Linked DNA regions of Homo sapiens: region 2 is linked to region 1. The links are chromatin loops, found by intact Hi-C in ENCODE. Cell type or tissue: dorsolateral prefrontal cortex. All regions are shown on one strand. Each heading gives the region's core, and the rest is flanking DNA. Links, peaks and the distances in the headings are about the cores only.

Region 1 (9,845 bases), core at 545-8,544:
GCGTGATCTCGGCTCGCTACAATCTCCACCTCCCAGCTGCCTGCCTTGGCCTCCCAAAGTGCCGAGATTGCAGCCTCTGCCCAGCCGCCACCCTGTCTAGGAAGTGAGGAGCGTCTCTGCCTGGCCGCCCATCATCTGGGATGTGAGGAGCCCCTCTGCCCGGCCGCCCAGTCTGGGAAGTGAGGAGCGCCTCTTCCCGGCTGACATCCCGTCTAGGAAGTGAGGAGCGTCTCTGCCCAGCTGCCCATCGTCTGGGATGTGGGGAGCGCCTCTGCCCCGCCACCCCGTCTGAGATGTGAAGAGCACCTCTGCCCGGCCGCGACCCCGTCTGGGAACTGAGGAGTGTCTCTGCCCCGCCACCACCCCATCTGGGAGGTGAGGAGCGTCTCTGACCGGCCGCCCAGTCTGAGAAGTGAGGAGCCCCACCGCCCGGCAGCCGCCCCGTCCGGGAAGTGAGGAGCCCCTCCCCCTGGCAGCTGCCCCGTCCGGGAGGTCGGGGGCAGCCCCCGTCCGGCCAGCCGCCCCGTCCGGGAGGTGGGGGGCAGCCCCTGTCCGGCCAGCTGCCCCGTCCTGGAGGTGGGGGGCAGCCCCCGCCCGGCCGCCGCCCCGTCTGGGACGTGGGTGGCGCCTCTGCCCGGCCACCCCGTCTGGGAAGTGAGGAGCCCCTCTGCCCCGCCACCACCCTGTCTGGGAGGTGTACCCAACAGCTCATTGAGAACGGGCCATGATGATGATGGTGGTTTTGTCGAATAGAAAAGGGGGAAATGTGGGGAAAAGAAAGAGAGATCAGATTGTTACTGTGTCTGTGTAGAAAGAAGTAGACATAGGAGACTCCATTTTGTTCTGTACTAAGAAAAATTCTTCTGCCTTGGGATGCTGTTAATCTATAACCTTACCCCCAACCCCGTGCTCTCTGAAACATGTGCTGTGTCCACTAAGGGTTAAATGGATTAAGGGCGGTGCAAGATGTGCTTTGTTAAACAGATGCTTGAAGGCAGCATGCTCGTTAAGAGTCATCACCACTCCCTAATCTCAAGTACCCAGGGACACAAACACTGCGGAGGGCGGCAGGACCCTCTGCCTAGGAAAACCAGAGACCTTTGTTCACGTGTTTATCTGCTGACCTTCCCTGCACTATTGTCCTATGACCCTGCCAAATCCCCCTCTCCGAGAAACACCCAAGAATGATCAATAAATACTAAAAAAAATTAAAAAAAAGAATTAAAATAATAATAATAATAAATAATAATAATAAAAAGAAAAACTACCCTGTGTAAATGCACTAAGGAACACTGCTACAGAAGAGAAGCTTGGAGCTGCTCAGCAGCCAGACCCAGGATCTGAGGAGGCAGTGCCCTTGGGTGGTGGTGGGCTTGCGATGGTACAAAGGGCTTATGACCAAGGCAGGCAACCACATGTCAGGGGCAATCAGGCCCAGGGAGGGCACTGGACATGATGAGCACTAAGGTCCTTTCCAGCTCAGAAAGTCAACAAGCCTCTAATTCGATTTATAAAGCGTGGCTGACACCCGAGTTCCCAGCAGCACCTCGATGGTGCGACCCAGGTCTGCCTGCAGTGTGCTCTGGGCTGCGGGTCCCTCAGTCAGGCTGGATAATGAGAGCCGAGCTCTGACTGCAAATGACCCTCCTGATCATTAGCGGAGACACACACAGGGGAGAGCAGACAGCATGACAGGCCCTGTTGTTGCAGGGTCAGCCTGCAGAGCGCTCAGAGAGAGCATCCCCAGCTCAGCAAGGGACTCAAAAGATAATTAACTGGGGGAATTGCCAGTCCTGGCCACGTGCTCCTTCTGAGGCTGGCACAGGTGGACTGGACAATCCCTCGGTGCTGTCGGCCTCCAGCAAGCCCATGCCTGCCTGTGACCCTGGGCTTCTGGTGGACCCAGCCCAGTCTTACTTGGCTCCAGGGTGGCTGGCCTGGGCTGGCTCTGTCCCCATCTTGGCTGGAACCACCAACCCCGTGGCCTTCCTGAGATCCCTGTCAGCCCCTGGTTTCTCTGGGTTTGCCCAATACCCTGGTCAAGAAAGAGGGAAGGTGCTGAGCTCAGAATTTCTAACGTTCTGCCAGAAGCCTAGAACCTGAAGAAAAACAGCCTCCACCAAAGTGACAAACTCAGTGCTTTCAACCTGTTTGAGAGGGAGAAACAGGGCTCACCCACGAAGATGTAAAAAAACAACTGCACCTTAGAAAATGCAACATCCTCATGGTTGCACAGAGGCCCCCACCCCAGGGACATGTCCAAGGAGATCTGAGACCAGAGGGGTGTCTGCTCAGTACCTGCACCCATGGCACCCACCCACTTACCTGTGCGACAGAGTGGGTTTCATGGAGCTCATGGAGCTGAGAGGGGGCTGCATGGGGAGTTTCCCAGGGGGATCGCTCTGGCGGCTCTTCTGATGTCGGAGCAGCAGCAGGCGGCCGAGCTCTTCGCACCAGGAGGACAACAAGGCTGCAGGAAGGACAGGACAGTCAGTGGGTGCTTGTTCATCATGCTCTGCCACACCAAGACCCCCCCCCAACTCTCCCCAGACTGGGTGCTATCCATGCTGGTTTTGCTCCCAGATTCGTGTGACGCCAGAAGACTTACTCAGCCCTCTTGGGAGGCCTCAGTATTCTCAACTGTAAGATGGGACTGACACCCTTGAAGGAGGATACAAAAGTTTCTGTCATGAAGAGGGGGTCAGAATGGCCCGCGTGCAGGAAGTAGTGGTCCGTGGAGGCAAAGAGGGGGAGAGTCAGGATGATGGGAAGGGTGGCAGAGATGGTGCCAAGTGGAAACTGGAGGAGTGAGGGGGCCTGACACAGACCTTGAGTCAGGGCAAGCTTAGCAGCTGCCCACCACCCCAGATCCCCCTCAGGGAAGCTCACTCCCTCACACTTCGATCAGAGGCAAAGCGTGGCTTCTCCCCATGGGTGGGCTCAAACATCACAAGGTTTGAACAAAATCTTGGAATCTGCTGACAACCTAGGAGTGTCTGCAGGGCTGTCCCTGAAACTCCTGCCCAGAAACTGGCCCCCTAGCACACACCTTCTGGTCACACCCACGGTTGGTCCCTGCTCTGCTGGGCACAAATGCCTAGGAAGACAAAGGATGTCCAGAGCAGAGGGTGGCCAGGGTGGTGGGGGGCCAAGCAGGAGGCAGCCAGGGGTGCCCAAGGCAGGAGCACAGAGCAGCCATCCACATCCGGGATAAGAGAGCCCCACATGAACTGGGGACTGGGGAAAACTTCCATTTTCTTTCACTGTTCACTGTCCCCACGTGGCCACAGGAGCCAAAAGCGCCTCCCAGGCCAGCGTGTCTCAGCCTGGGCTGTCCATCGTGTCTCAGCTGGCCTGTCCTCCTGAAGTACATGAGGACGCTGAGGGCTGGGGAACTGGCTGCGCTCAGTCACCATCTTGCTGTTTGACTTCAGGAGCCCACAGACTCTCTGGGCCTCAGTTTGCTTAGAGGTAAAAAGGAGTAATGCCTCGTGTCCTGCCTTCCTCCCAGGCTGCAGGGAGGGACGGATGGGGGCCTGCTGGGTCTGTGGAATGCTGGACAAAGGGTGGCCACACCTCAGCTGATGTCCTACTCCTGCTGGGAGTGACCTGAGCGTTATGGAAGTAGTCGATGGGCAAGAGTGGCCAGGCATATTTTGAATCATAACTGCTCAGCCACTTGGCTGGGTGCAAAGCCGACTCCACATTTCAAGGGTCTCCCATCTGGATGCTGCACAACGTGCTTCTGCATCCTTTTTTTTTCTTGACCATCTAGGACATCATTAGCTATTATTATCCTCATTCTACAGATGAGTAGACGGGGGCCCAGTCAGGCAAAGCTACTCACAGTAACCACAGCCAGAGTCAGCAGGGACAGAGACAGTGCTCCTGCTCCTGGCCCCATGCCCTGGTGGTAGAGCCTGAGGCTGGACCAGAAGGTGGGGAGGAGGTGAAAGCCTTCAGAAGGCAAAATCCTAGGTGTTCACAGCTCCCCAGCCCCTCTGACTCAATAAGGAACCCCTCAGGCCTCTTGTACGCCACCACGTTTGGCCGGCACTGGTGGAAGACACCCATAGGCACAGTGACCGGGAGTGGCTGGGCAGGCTGCCATCCCAAGCCGCCCAGATCCTGGACGGGGTTCCCGTCAGCCCAAAGCCCCGAGAAGTCGCCAGAGCTGCTTGCTCCATCTGCTCAGCTTGTGTGGTACACAAAGATGCCCAACCAAGAAGGCAAGCAGGGGCTGTGGTCCCCAAGAGGGGCCCTGTTTCTCCCTCCAGGAGGGGGCCTGGTGGATGAGCTAAGTCTTAAAAGATGTGTCCTGCCCCCCTCCGTGGGGTCACCTTGCCACCACCCTCAAAAGGAGGACAGTATGAGAGAAGAGACACTCTCCTCTGTCATGTGTGTCTGCACAGAAACCAACAAACACCCCTATGTGGGTGTCCAGCACACATGTGCTACAGCTGGAAAGGCAGCCTATTCGGGCAGGCCAGGACACACAAAAACGAGCCTCCAGCCCACTCCATCCTTCTCCCAGGCCCCTAGGTACCGCCTCTTGTGCGGGGGCACTGGGCATCTGGAAACTCATTTGCACGCCAAGCACGAGGCCCGCTGGATCGCAGTGACGGAGGGATCACTCCACTGCCAGCACAAAGGACGGCCACAGATGGTGCCGCCTGCTGCCCGCCCCACCCCTCGCAGCCCTCGCTCCTCCTGGGGGCTGGCCTGCCATGCAGGGGGCGGAGGCACCACAGGGGAATCAGGGCTTTCCTCCAATGTCACGGGCCACCCCCTGCTCAGCCAAGGACAGCCCTTGTCCTCCTGCCCCTAGTGGAGTGGTTTCCATAAAGGGAATAAAGGCAGGCTGGCTGCGTGACAGGGCCTTGCTGTACAGTCTGGCATGCCGCAAACAGGCGTGATATGTGGATCAGCCAGCCACAAAGGCCACTTTCTTACAACCAAGAGGTGGTGGGGGGATGGGGAGTCACCACCCCTCACCCCCGAGGCCGGTGAGCACAGAGGCCACGCTGGCAGCCGCATGCGGGGCAGTGGATGTTGTGCGTGTTCTCCTTATGGTGCAAACCAACACAAGTTGTTCTGAGGCAAACGTGGGTTAATGACAACACCCGGGAATTCGCAGCCAAAAAGAGAGTCTGGGCACTGTCGAGAGAACCAGGAGGGCTGACAGGGACAGACAGAGGCAGGCAGGGGATTACGCAAGGACAGACAGAGTGACACCAGCTGGGCGGGTGTCTGGGTGCGCCTGGCCAGTCACTCACACATCTGGACTGGGAAGTCTGTCTGCTCTAATTAGGCGGGGCTGGCCTGCATGCTTCTTTGACCTGCGTGCCTTTGGTCTGTGCACTTGCTAGAATGGCAAAAACAGTCCCAGGGTGAGTGGGAGAGACGGGAGGACCTGGTGTGGTGTGCGCAGAGCATACCAGGCAATGGGAGGGCAGTGTCAGTCCTGACCTGAGCCCCTCTGTGCTGCAGGCAGGGTCAAGAGTGCCTTCTACTGCCTAAGCAACCAACATGGCCAGCCTGTCCCTTGTCCTGTGGGCCCCACTTACCAGTGGTTAAGAGAGCTGGCCCCAAAGGCCCCTTTTTACACAGAGGTCCCCAATTTTCAAATTAAAATGGCAGCTAGGACCCAATGTCCCTTTCCCCCTTCATAAAATGCAGCTCGCTTGGGCCCAGGACAGCCTTGGCCAGTACATGTGACTGCCTCTCTCCCACAGACGGGTGACGATTGGCCTCCTGCCTGGTGCTCCCACGGCGGGAGGCCCACGTACACATCACTTGCACAGCTGTCAATGAATGCCATTAGACCCACGGCCACCCTCCAAGGGGCTAAGCAATTGGCAGTGAGATACTCCAAAGCCTGCCAAGGGGCGTGGAGAGGAATTGTAGCTCCACCCTGCAAACTTTTTGGGCCCCTTCCAATCTGGGGTGTCAACATGGGGAGGCCTTCTGCCTGTCAGAAACCAAGAAGCAGGGGCTGGGCGTGATGGCTCACACCTGTAATCACAGCAGTTTGGGAGGCTGAGGCGGGCAGATCACTTGAGGTCAGGAGTTCGAGACTAACCTTGCCAATATAATGAAATGCTGTCTCTACTAAAAATACAAAAATTAGCCAGGTGTGGTAGCCAGCGCCTCTAATCTCAGCTACTCGGGAGGCTGAGCAGAATTGCTTGACCTCGGGAGGTGGAGGCTGCAGTGATCTGAGATCGCGTCACTGCCCTCCAGCCTGGGCAACACAGCAAGACTCCATTCCCCTCCAAAAAGGAAAGAAAGAAAGAAAGAAAAAAGAAACCAAGAAGCAGGAGGGGCTGTTGGGAGCAGAGGTTCAGCCACAGAAAGGGGGTTAGGGTCAGGAGGGGGCCTGCAGAGCTGGCCACAGAGGCCCATGGGACCACCCCCCGTCAGCCAAGCTGACAGTACAGCTATGGCAGTACCCACTGCCCCCTCTCCTCCAGCAAGATCTCTGATGGGTAACAGCCTTCTTTGGGGGAGGAGAAATAGAGGCACAACCACCTGCAAATGCACTGCTTCTGACCCCTAAACAAATCCCCTCTCCCCCATCACCCAAGGCACCAGGTTCTTATCAAGCAGGTGCTGAGCTGGGTACAGGCACCCCAGAAACTGGGCTCTCAGGCTCCTCACCAAGCCCCATCCCCTGTCATCCTCTCCAGCCTGTCCAGGGGCTGGTGCCGAGGACCTTGGGGCCTTCCAGCTCACCTCATGGTGACCACAGCTGGGGCTGGGACAGCAGCAGGGAATCATCCCAGACTCGAACTGCCAATGCTGAGCCTTAATCCAGACTTCCAAGCACTCCTCAAATGTCTCAGCGTAAAACGTAAAAGCACGCACCACCCAACTCGTCTAAAGTGAACCCACTGAGCTCCCCTCACCTCTCCAAACTGCATCCTTGTGACCAGACTCCCTCACCTCGATCCATTCTAACCTACAGTACCAAGGTGTTCTATCACTCACCCAACGTTCATTCAACAACTGGCTGCTGAGCACCTTGTGTGTTCTGGAGGTACTGCGGTGAAGCAGGCGAGGCTAGCACTCCTGCTGAAACCGCACATGGCCCCCACTGCTGAGTCCAAACCACTTAAGATGACGTGCAAAGCTCCGCAGGCTGGGAGGACGCCTTGGCGCTCATCTCTCCTGACCTCAGCTGGCAGCTACAACCCTGTGGTTCAGGGTAAGGGACTCCGAAAGTCTGGATTCGATTCGAAACCTCATTCCCTTCACACCTACGTGACCTTAGGCAAACAGTACAATCTCTCTGGGCTTCGGTTTATCTGCCAAATGTTAATGCTTACTCTTTAGGGTTATTGTGCTATTTTTTTTCTTTTTTTTTTGAGACAGTCTTGTTCTGTCACCCAGGCTGGAGTGCAGTGGTGCGATCTTGGCTCACTGCAACATCTGCCTCCCGGATTCAAGCGATTCTTGTGCCTCAGCATCCCGAGTAGCTGGGACTACAGTTGTGCACCATCACGCCTGGCTAATTTTGTGTGTGTGTATATATATATATTTTTGGTAGAGATGGAGTTTTGCCATGTTGGCCAGGCTGGTTTCGAACTCCTGGCTTCAAGTGATCCACCCACCTCGGCCTCCCAAAGTACTTGGATTACAGGCATAAGCCACTGAGCCCAGCCTTACTGTGCTATCGAATGACACTAACACCTACAAAGTGTTTAAAAGTGTCTGGCATGTAGTTAGCACGAAGAGCCTCTCAGCGCCGTGTGTGCTCTGCTTGTAGCAGGCAAGAAAGAGCCTTCCAGACAGAAGGTGGTCTCTTATTCGTAAGCCCCCTCTGCCCAGCAGGCTCCAGGCCCACCTCTCTATGCGCCAGCCCCACAAGACACCCTGCAATTTCATGCCTCTTTCCTTATAGAACTTGCACTTCTTTAAGGCTCATCTCTAATGGTGCTTCCTCCAGTTTCCCATCTATAAAATGGGTTTAACAGGAGCTGCCTGCTTCACTGGATATGGGGTGTAAATTAGTGTTGCAAGCCAACCCCTGTGATATCCAAGTAGAAGCCAGCAAGTGTGCAGGGTGGGCGGAGGGCCAAGGACCCTCACCAATCCCTGCAACCCCATATCCAACTCCGCATCCCAGAACACTGTGAAGGCTGCTGAGGCATAGCCTGAAACCAACACCCAAGACCTGATCCCAGTTGTCTGTTACTGTGTGACACCTTGAGCAAGTGACTTAACCTTCCTGCACCCCAGTTTCCTCATCTCCTAGGGTAGCCATATGGATGGGACCGCGTTACCTCCATGAAGCCCAGGGGAGCCAGGCACACAAATCCCTGCATATGCTCATTACACCACGATTGGTGTTTCTGCCTCGCTCAGTAGAGAAGAGAACAACAGGATGGTCCTGGGACTTTGCATCTCTGCTTCTGATCACATAGCAGAGGGTGAGACAAAGGGCCTGGGCAGGCACGAAGCTCCAGAAGTTCATGGAGATGGTGGGGGCCCTGAGTAGATGAGCAGGCCTGTGTGCTCATCTGGCACACATGTTGCACAGGGCCCCTTCCCCCTGCCTCCTTCTGAGCCGCCTAGGGGTAGAATGAGGACATCGAGTGTCCTGCTCTGAGATGCAGGAAGCAAAAATCAATTCCCCATTTGGAGGCAGCTGTGCCTCTGCTTCAGCTGGTGGCAAGGCGCCGGTGGCCCTGGAGGGAAGGCATTACTTCTTCTTTCCCTAGGACACCCCATGGGACTCCCACAGCAACCCCTCAATAGTGGCCATCTTTTGTGGGGGTAGTGGGGACAGTTCCCCAGGATCCAGAACAGCCCAAGACCCAGACCCAGCCTCTCCCATGACCCCCTCTAGGGCCCTGGCTTTTAGTAGATAAGATCCAGATAGTCACTGCCACATCCGCAGGGAAGCAGCAGCCCTGAGGGGCCAGCAGAAGGGAGAGTTGACCTCAGCAGAAGCGACAGTTGACCTCATGCTCCTGTTGCCTATGCTAGTCTTTGTAGCGTCTCCAGGAAGCCACGGGGACACCAGGGTTCCCACTCCACACCAGCCGTGACTTAACCAAGATCACTGACAAGCAACACGTGTCCTCCAGTGGCGCTGTGCCATAGTATGATCGGCGGCGCATTCTTCCTTCTTAGTGGCATGTGAAATAGTGGTGTGTGCGACCAGGGCTGGTATCTTCTATAAATGGGACCCAGTGGATATGTCTAAGGGCCCTGCACCAGCTGCACCCAAGGATGCTATGGCGAAGGCAGCACCAACACTAGCCAGTGACCCTGTGGTCACTCATCTAAAACAGAAAAGGGAGTGAACAAGCACTGGCTCTGAGGATCAGAAGGGGACCAGGCAGGAAGGCACCGAGGAAGAGCCAGCTTCCCAACATCTGCTTCCCCAAGACCTTTCCAGCAACTCCCCTGTAGCCAGCAGCCCCCATACTGTCTGTCCGTTAGGGGGAAAAAATGAAACCAGATGTCGGGTGAGGCAGGCCTGAGTGAGGATGCCGGGGCAGCTGGTCCTGGCTTGCTCAGGCGTGCCCTCCCCAGGGGCAGTGACAGGCCCTGTATTTGCCCCTGTACCTGTAGCTCCTAGCAGCACAGACGCCCAGGACTGGCTGACCAAATGAGGAGGTGAGAGGCAGAGGAGTGCAGCCCTAGTTCAGGAATCGCCTGAGTGCCAGGTGAGGAGGGTGGATCTACATGTACTGTTCAGACAGGCCGAGTGACCAGCCTTTGTTAGCATCGATCGGGTCGGGTGTCACGGGGAGCAGGTACGCTCACCTGGGCACCTGGGAAAGGCTTCCTCGCCAGGCTGCACTTGGCTTGAAAAGGAGCAAGAAAGCAGAGGC
Region 2 (9,845 bases), core at 615-8,614, 61 kb before region 1:
TCCTCATGGCTGAAGCTGTGCGAGAGATACCAAGCAGGGATGCCACAGAAGATGGCTGCTTGGGCTAAGTGGTGGGGCCAGGTGACCTGTCTGGCTCCTTCTGGTTCAGAGACTCTGCGATTTAGACCCCCTAAGTTGAGGCTGCTTGGGGGAACAGAAAGTGCAGCGTGCAACCTCAGAGTTTTGTTTTTTGGGGGTTTTTTGTTGGGTTTATTTTTTTTTCTTATTTTTTATTTTTTGGAGACAGGGCCTCGCTCTGTCACCCAGACTGGAGTTCAGTGGCGCTATCTTGGCTCACTGCAAACTCCACCTCCGGGGTTCAAGTGATTCTCAGAGCTCAGCCTCCCGAGTAGCTGGATTACAGGTGTGTGCCACCACACCTGGCTAATTTTTGTATTTTTAATAGAGATGAGGTTTTGCCATGTTGGCCAGGCTGGTCTTGAACTCCTGAACTCAGGTTATCCAACTGCCTCAGCCTCCAGAGTTATTTATTGGCATATCGGTGAGTAAAATGTAACATGAAACCATAAAGGCCGGAAGAGAATACTGACATATGGTTACTGGTTTCAAAGTGGTCAAAGTTTTCTAAGCACAGAAGCAAATGCAAGGAAGTATAAGGAAAACTAGGCAACGATCTGGTGGTATACCTGGCTTAAAACTCTGCACTTTAAAGGCTCCACTGGCACAGTTGGGAAGAGTAACTTGTGTTTCTTTATTTCTCCCAGCCCTTTCCTTCCATGCTTTGGGGCAAGCAGACTTCAGAAATAAGGACAAAGATGTCAATACTTGGCTTTAAGGTTTCAAAAAAAAAAAAGTTAGGATACTTGCCAGTTGGTTTAGAAAATATACATGATCACTCAGCCAGCCTTCCCTTTCAGATGCGACCTTCATTCACCCCCAACCTGCAAGAGACCCTCATGGTTGGAGGAAGAAGGGAGTGGAGGGGAAGCAAGGGAGTAAGACCCATCAGGGGATGTGAGAAACCCCAGATGAACTCCAGGAATCCAAAAGCAGAGGCATCCTGAGCCGTGTTTCTGAGTAGAGTCGAAGAAAGGAGCAAGAATCCAGAGCCAGGCCCTTCCCTGGTGGGGAATGCAACCTGGTTGCCTGGTGTGTCCAGACAGGTAGGGCTCCCAGCAGCCATGAACAGATTTCCTGGAGGCCCAAGAAGGCACAGAGTGACCCAGGAGCCTGAAGACCTGGAGGCCATGTGGCTGGACAAGGAAATGACAATAGGGACTGCGTCAGTGGACCAGAGCCAGATGAAAATAAGGATCTTAGTAGACACCAGAGGAATCAACAAGTAACCAGATGGATCCCAAATTAATCTCAGCACTTTGCGAGGCTGAGGCAGGAGGATCGCTTGAGCCCAGAGGTTTGAGACCAGCCTGGGCAACATAGTGAGACCCTATCTCTACACAAATTAAAAATTTTTTTAAATTAGGCAGGCATGGTGGTACAGACCTGTCACTCTCCCTTACTCATGAAGTCTTTACTGGTGGCCAGTAGGCAGGCAGTGGTCATCCATATAGGGTTTCCAATAGTAGGACCCCAAGCCTGGGACAGAGGACAGGGTCAAATTCTGGAAAAAGCAAGACAGGTCTCCATCCTAGACCCTGAATGGGCAGAGTCCAGACACAGAAGGCTGAGGGGACCAGGCAAAGTCCAAGTTTGAGAGCTGGACTCTGTCCAGGCCCTGGTCACTCTCCCTTACTCATGAATTCACTCACACTTCTTCATGGAGCAGCTACTATTAAGACTCAACTATGGCTAGACATGGGTGGTTCACACCTGTAATCCCAGCACTGTGGAATGCTGAGGCGGGAGGATTACTTGAGACCAGGAATTCAAGACCAGCCTGGGCAACACAGCAAGGCCTCATCTCTACAAAAAAATGAAAAACTTAGTTGGGGGTGGTTCACGCCTCTAGTCCCAGCTACTTGGGAGGCTGAGGTGGGAGGGTCGCTTGAGCCCATGAGATGGAGGCTGCAGTGAGCTGTGTTTACACCACTGTACTACATCCTGGATGACAGAATGAGACCTTGTCTCAAGGGAACAAAAAAGGACTCAAATTAAAAATTTTTAAAAATTAGTGTGCCACAGATGCCGAGGTCTTCGGCCATGCCAATTGTCACTTGAGCTTCTAAACTGTCCCCATTAGAGTCAGGGCTCATCCTCTGAAGGGGCCGTGCTTCCAATCTTCCCTGGTGCAGTGATTTTAAAACATGCAATTTCTTTTCCACCCCTGGCATTAAGAGGTGGAGTCTTATTCCTCTTCCCTTGAATATGGGCTGGCCTCTGTGACTCACTTCTAACCAGCAGCATGTGGCAGAAGTAAGGCCATGTGTCTCCCGGCAGTAGGTCATGAAAGCAACACAGCTACTGCCCGGGTCTTGCTCCTGGGCTCTAGTTCTTGATACCCAGCTCCCACACCATGAGGAAGCCCAGGCCACATGGAGAGGACACAGCCTGTGTTCCAGCCGACTGCCCGGCCGAGGTCTCAGCTGCCAGACACATGAGTGAGGAGGCCTTGAGAGGACTCCAGACCCAACTACCATCAGACTGCAGCCACCCGAGAGCCCTGAGTGAGAACCGCCCAGCTGAGCCCAGTCAGTGCTAAGAACTGCGAGAAAGGATGATAGAGTGAGGTTGTTTCACACCACTAGGTCTGGGGTGATTTGTTACACAGCTAGAGATAACCAGAACTCCTGTTGAGGGCATGCAGTGGATTCCTGATGGCGTTTGACAGGAGCCCTGGTCAGGCACCTCCTTCAGCCTGGGCTCTGTTCATGTGGTAGGTCTACAGAACCCCCCAAACACCATAGCCCTGTGGGAAGTCATTATCCATCCCCACCCCACCTCACCTCTCCTTCTAGACACCCATGTCAGATAACGGCATGACCACCCACCCAGGCATCCCAGTACAAACTGGGTGTCATCTTGTCATATTTGGCTGGTGCATCCCTATGTAATTTTTTTTTTTTTTTTTTTTTTGAGATGAGGTCTCCTTATGTTGCTCAGGTCGGTCTTGGACTCCTGGCCTTAAGCAGTCCTCCTGCCTCAGTCTCCTGAAGTGCTGGGATTACAGGCGTGAGCCACTGTGCACAACCCCCCATCTAATTTACTCCTATCCATTCATTCCTCTAGCAAACCTTTATGGAGCACCCACTGGTGTCAAGCTTTGTGCTAAATGGACCTGCCTGGTCCCTGTCCTCAAGGAGCTTACAGTAAAGCAAAGAGAAACCTGTCAAGCTATTCATTACAAGTGCAGCCAAAAGTCTCAATAACTGTGTACATTAAGTAACCTAAGTACTGTGCTGAGCTCTCCACATTCATTCAATCATTGAGTCCCCATAGTAATTCCATGAGGAGGAGATTATTATCCAGAGATAATTAACTTTATTTTACAAGGAAACTGAGGCACCCAGAGGTTGAGTGAGCTTATGCCATTAGTGGGCGGTAGCACAGAGGTGAAGTTTCCTTCCCATCCCTCCCTTCTGCCGCTGCAGTAGCTGAAGTTCTGTCCTGGGTCCTGCAGGAAGCACGGGCTGAGACATAGCTGAGAGCCCACGTGGTTTTACAGGGGCGTCTTGCCTGTGGAAGACCAGTGGGGAAGCAGGGCTGGGCAGGAACAGCCTCAGACAGCGACACAGATCTTCCCAGTCCTGGGCCAACCCAGCAGGAGTTCTTGAGCACAGGTGGCCATAAAAGGCATCCCCACTGAGCTCAAATGGCCAGGCCTGCTGCGCTCAGTATTTACTGGGGCTGCCCAGAAGAGCATGGTCTCTTCTTGATGGCTGAGGCCACTCCTGCAGGGTCTGCACTCTTTGCAGCTGAGCAGCAAATTCTTTCCTAAAGGGAGACCCCTGTGCTGCTCCTGTGGCTGCTACCCAGACTGTCACACAGCCTTCTCTCTCATCTCTCCACCTCTGGGCACAGCCCTCTGCCCAAATTCTGTGTCTAGAGTCATGGCTCTAAAATGCACACCCCCCTGTGAGATCCACCAGCCATTCCCCATCTCCGTCAGGAGGAGGAACAAGTTCCCTCTTCCCCCCACACCTCCCCATGCTGTGCGGACTATCCAGGGATCAGACAGTCTGGGCTCACACCTGGGCTCCCCACTGATTTATGCTGCTAATATCGGTACCTCCTCCAGAGATTGCTGTGTGGTCCAATGAGATGCCACAGGGAAAACACTTAGTGTTAGGCTGCCACAGAGCAAGGCCAGAAATGACCTCCTTTAGGCCCAGACCTGCCTCTGGTCAGCTCAGGCACTGAGGCCAGGAAGGGCTGACTTCCAGCCAGGGTGCCTTTGTTACCCCTAAGTTCAGAGGAAAGAGGTAGCAGAGAGGCCACTCTGAGGTTCTCTGTCTGGTGGAGGGACAAGAAAGGTGGGTCCAGTCACCCCTGGCAGGTGTGGGTGTGGTTCCCCTGGGCTGGAGCTGGCAGGGTCACCGTAGGGAGAGGGGCTAAGCTCAGGGGAGAGAGGTGGGAGGGAGAGAGGAAGGACTCTGCGTGTCCAGTGTAGAGGCCCTGCTCACCCTCCCTGGTCCTGACCCCGGCTCCAGCCCCATCAGACTCTGCAGTTGGACTGTTGCTCAGGGCCCGGTCTTGCCCCGGCTAGGCCACTGTATAGGAGGCCTTGTGTGCTGAGGCTCCTGGTCTCGCCTGGCGCCAGCCTGACCCGCTCAGCTCAGCCCCTCCTCAAGGCTGTCCCCACAAGCCATCTCCTCCAACAAAGGGTCAGTGTCCTCGAGAGGGCAGGTGCTGCCAGGCGGGACCACAGCCAGGCCTGCTGGGGAGTTCTGGGCAGTCAGTTCTCAGAGGAGTGACCAGGGCCTGGCTATGTTGAGGACAGGGCTGGCGGGATCTTTGTTGTTTTTGTTGGTTTTGAGCCACTGCCCCTAGGAAGAGGTCAAGGTGAGAGAGGCAGGCAGAGGCTAGGGCTGGGGAGCTGCGGTACTTTAGCCCAGTTCATGGCTAGAGTCCAGATGGGGGCCTCTCAGGAGGAGTAGAGGCCTACTGACCTCCCTGCCACTATCCCCATGCCCCACCTCAAGACCCTAGGCCCCAGCTTGACCTGAGACCCGGCAAAAAAGAGCCAGAATCCACCCTATTTTCAAGCCAGGAAGGAGTCTACCCTTTAGTGTGACAGCTTATACCCACCCCCATTTTCCTCTCTGCCCACTCCGTCAGCCTGTTGAAACTCCTGCTGAGGCCCACTGCCTGCCTCTCTGCTGCCAGACTGGGCCACCTGCCAGTCCCACAGAGCCAGCCTTCAAACCCCCACAGCTGGTCAGTCAGCCCTGGGAGAAGTGGTCCCCCCACTGGGTCACACTTCTCTGAATACAGGCTGCTCACAAGCAGAATTTAAGCCATTGATGGGTCAGGGCTGGCAACCATCTCAGGCCACATCAATAAAGGCCAAGTCTCTGTAACAAGGGAGGTCGGGTATTCTATTTGCAGCTCAGGCCTGTGGAAATCAGACAATCTCCAAATATTGGAAGGAGTGTCACAGAACAAGGACAAATGGATGGAGGTTCCGGAGAGTAATGAATGAAAGCTACAGACTTCGGAACAACATGAGGGTAGATAAAAATCTGTCGAGGATTTGCGTATATTGTGCTTTTCCCATCAGATTATAAGCTCCTTGGAGGTCTTGTTCATCTCAGTAGCTCCTCCACCATCTCAGTCTCTTAATACCTGTCATCACTCAGCTCACAGTGATGGCAATAAATATTGGTAGATCAGTGGGTGGATGGATGGGTAAATGTATGAATGGTGATAGAGTATGGATGGGGAGATGAGTAGGTGGGTGGATGCATAGGTGGGCAGGTGAATTGATGGACAGATGGCAGGAGAGTAAATAACGGACTGACTCCTACACTGGAGCAAGGACAGAATGGAAGCTGGCATAACCCTGGCCAGCACAAAACAGGCTTCTCAAAGATTTCTTACAGAGGCTGCAAAAGGCATGAAACATAAGAGAAAAGGCAGATAACCTAGACTTCATTAGCATTAGCAACCTGTATTCATCAAAAGACAACATTAACGAAACAGAATTAAGAAATGAAGCTACAGGCCTGGTGCAGTGGCTCATGCTTGTAAACCTAGTGTTTTGGGAGGGCAAGGCAGGAGGATCCACTGAAACCAGGAGTTCAAGCCCAGCCTGGGAAACATAGCACAGCTCTGTCTCTACAAAAAAAAAATTTTTTTAATTGAACTGAACATGGTGGCATGTGCCTGTATACAGTCCTAGCTACTTAGGAGGCTGAAGCTGGAGGATTGCTTGTGTCCAGGAGTTCCAGGTTGCAGTGAGCTAGGATCATACCACTGCATTCCAGCCTGAGCAACAGAGAATCAAAAGAAAGAAAAGGAAGGAGGGACGGAAGGGAGGAAGGAAGGAAAGAAGGGAGGAAGTAAGGAAGGAAGGGAGAAAGGAAGGAAGGAAGGAAGGAAAAAACTACAAAGTAGGACAAGATAGTCACAATACATACATCTGACAAAAGTTCATGTTCACTACGTATAGAGAACTTACATCCATCAATAAGAAATGGTAAACAGCCCAATAGACAGTGGTCAAAAAACTTGAGCAAGCATTTCACATATACACAAAAAGGTATCCAAATGACCAATAATCATGTGAGAAGGTAGACAGACAGCATCTTTAGGGTCATCAGGACAAAGCGAATTAAAGCCCCAATGGGATACTATTATATACCCACTAAAATGGCTAAAATTAAAAAGGGTTGCTGAGGATGTGGCATAGCTGGAACTTCCATACATTGTTAGTGGGAGTGTCAGTTGGTACAATAACTTTAGAAAACTGTTTGGCAGTTATCTACTAAAGCTAAAAATATGCTTACCTATGACTCAGAAATTCCACTCCTAGGCATATATTTAAAAGAAATGAGGGCCAGTCATGGTGGCTCATCCCTGTGATCCTAGCACTTTGGGAGACTGAGAAACGAGTATCACTTGAGCTCAGGAGTGTGAGACCAGCCTGGGCAACATAATGAGACCTCATCTCTACTTTTTTTTAAATTAAAATTAAAGGCTGGGTGTGGTGGCTCACACCTGTAATCCCAGAACTCTGGGAGGCCGAGGCGGGCAGATCATGAGGTCAGGAGATTGAGACAATCCTGGCTAACACGGTGAAACCCTGTCTGTACTAAAAATACGAAAAATTAGCTGGGCGTGGTGGCAGGCACCTGTAGTCCCAGCTACTCAGGAGGCTGAGGCAGGAGAATGGCGTGAACCCAGGAGGCGGAGCTTGCAGTGAGCCTAGATTGCACCACTGCACTCCAGCCTGGGCAACAAAGAGAGACTCTGTCTCAAAAAAAACAAATTTTAAATTTAAAAAAGAGAAATGAGTATGTATGTCCACACAAATACTTCAAGTGAATGTTCATAGGTGCCTCAAACTGGAAACAACCGAAGTGCCCATGAACAGTAGGGTGAATACATGCATTGTGGTACATCCATACAGTGGAATACTACTCAGCAATAAAAAAGAACAGCTACTGATGCAGGCAGCAACATGGATGAATCTCACTCATGTGTCTGGCAGCTGAGACCTCGGCCGGGCAGTCGGCTGGAACACAGGCTGTGTCCTCTCCATGTGGCCTGGGCTTCCTCATGGTGTGGGAGCTGGGTATCAAGAACTAGAGCCCAGGAGCAAGACCCGGGCAGTAGCTGTGTTGCTTTCATGACCTACTGCCGGGAGACACATGGCCTTACTTCTGCCACATGCTGCTGGTTAGAAGTGAGTCACAGAGGCCAGCCCATATTCAAGGGAAGAGGAATAAGACTCCACCTCTTAATGCCAGGGGTGGAAAAGAAATTGCATGTTTTAAAATCACTGCACCAGGGAAGATTGGAAGCACGGCCCCTTCAGAGGATGAGCCCTGACTCTAATGGGGACAGTTTAGAAGCTCAAGTGACAATTGGCATGGCCGAAGACCTCGGCATCTGTGGCACACTAATTTTTAAAAATTTTTAATTTGAGTCCTTTTTTGTTCCCTTGAGACAAGGTCTCATTCTGTCATCCAGGATGTAGTACAGTGGTGTAAACACAGCTCACTGCAGCCTCCATCTCATGGGCTCAAGCGACCCTCCCACCTCAGCCTCCCAAGTAGCTGGGACTAGAGGCTACAAAAATCTTGAGGATATGCTATATGATTATGGAAAGTACAAGAGTAGGTGAAACTAATCTATGGTGAGATAAGTCAGAATAGGGGCTACTTTGGGGGAGGGGGTCACTGGAAGTGGGTACAAGGGAGCCAGCCTTCTGGAGTCCTGGAAGTGTTCTAAATCTTGATCTGCATGGTGTACATATGTGTATATTTACCAAACTCTACATTGATGATCTGTGTACTCATTATATTTTTGTTATACTTCAATAAAGCATTTTTAAAACACAAACACAATTCCTTTATTCCAGAAGAGTTCAGTGTGCTGGCGTGGAAGCAGAGCCCAGAAGGTGCATTATCTCTCCTCCCCTTCCAAGAGGCTTGGTTCTCAGAACACAGCATAATACATCTCACGGGAATTGAGAAGTCCTTGTCTGAGGCAAGGGGGCTGGGCTAGATGACGAGGAGAAGATGCTCATATGGGGAAGTCCCCGGGGTGGGATAGATGACAACAGGATGACACATGCCTGGGACTTTCCCACCAGCTCTTCCCAAGGCCACCGCACACTTGAGCTGCTGAGGCACTCAGAGAGCGCTGGCCAAGGGTGTCTATGCCTCCGCACCCTAGTGTGCTGTACTCTGAGGGGTCATGACTCCTGGGGGCTTCCCACCACTGCCCCTCCTCTGTCTCCAGTGTGGGCCACTGTACCAGCTGCAGAGCTGAAATCAGAGGGGAATAGGGAGGAGGTGGGAAGAGGGGGACCTGGAGCTACTTCCTGCCCTCCTGGGCCTCAGTCTTCTCCTCTGTAATACAGAAAGATTGTGCTACACTTCCAAGGCCATTCTCAATGCAGGTTCTGAAGGTTCCCTGGGCACCCCAAGCCACCCATGAGCCCAACTGGCTTGCCAAGCACATCTGGAGAGCTAGAGGGCTCTGTCAGCTGACTGCACAAAGCCCAAGTCATCTGGGCTTCTCCTCCCGCGAGTCAGGGAGCATCACAGGAGGCTGACACAGGTGAGCCTGTGAGGCCGGCTGACCAGGGCAGGGCACACCTCATGGTCAGAAGTGAGTCAGCCGGGGCCTGGCTTCACTCAGCCAGGAAGCCCACGGGATGGAGCTGGACCAGGCTGAGGACTAACCCATCACAGGTGCCAAGAGAGGAACCTGAGTCACCCTTGCCCCCTCTCTCTCCCACTGACCCCACTCCTGCCAATCAGGCATCCACCCTTTCCTCTATACCTCCTTGGCATCCCTCGGGTCCATCCTTCCTCCCCATTCTGCGGCCCCCTACCTTAGAGACTGCAGTAGGCCCCTCCCTGCCCTCCAATCCTAGCCCCAAAGTCCAGTCTCCTTCATTCTTCCAGGTGGAACATTTTCCCCCTCCTTTATTCAGGCATAATTGACATTCAATACAATGCATGGATCTTAAGAATGAAGTTTAAAGAGTTTTGATAAATGCATACTCCTGTGCGACCAATACCCAGTCATGTCAAGGCATAGAATACTTCAATTACCTTGGAAAGTTTTCTCTACCCCTGCCTCCAGTCACCCAGCCTACACCCAAAAAACCCTCTGTGCTGACTTCTACCCCCCAGAAATGAGCTTTGTGGGTTCTTAAGCTTCACATAAAATAGAATTTTTTAGTAATTATACATTAATGCTCCTTTATGTCTGGATTCTTTCACCCACTGTGCTTTTCGTCTTCATCCATC

What was found. Peaks named below come from ENCODE experiments on the same cell type or tissue, not always from the same donor. Only the 100,000 strongest peaks of a DNase experiment are listed, where the experiment ranks them.
Region 2: it touches region 1 in a loop (7-fold over the local background); 11 of 110 quality-filtered maps call a loop at or near these places.

Annotation. Positions count from the first base shown.
Region 1 is chr10:79,269,806-79,279,650 of GRCh38, reverse strand. It overlaps ZMIZ1 (zinc finger MIZ-type containing 1), which reads right to left. Exons shown (of 25, transcript NM_020338.4): 8 at 2,326-2,470. Among named protein-coding and RNA genes, the nearest start is that of PPIF, 73 kb to the left of the region's middle. RefSeq lists enhancers at 3,619-4,489, 4,490-5,361, 5,362-6,232. In dorsolateral prefrontal cortex, for the core only: a CTCF peak has its summit at 4,836; DNase peaks (open chromatin) are centred at 3,893, 4,090, 4,740, 5,200 and 1 weaker place; H3K4me3 peaks cover 1,870 bases; H3K27ac peaks cover 6,669 bases.
Region 2 is chr10:79,330,734-79,340,578 of GRCh38, reverse strand. No RefSeq gene overlaps it. Among named protein-coding and RNA genes, the nearest start is that of PPIF, 12 kb to the left of the region's middle. RefSeq lists enhancers at 8,515-8,794, 8,467-8,967, 8,835-9,094, 8,094-9,293, 8,968-9,468 and cis regulatory regions at 8,363-8,863, 8,406-8,906, 8,476-8,976. In dorsolateral prefrontal cortex, for the core only: no CTCF peak of the experiment used is centred there; DNase peaks (open chromatin) are centred at 4,728 and 5,268; H3K27ac peaks cover 3,666 bases.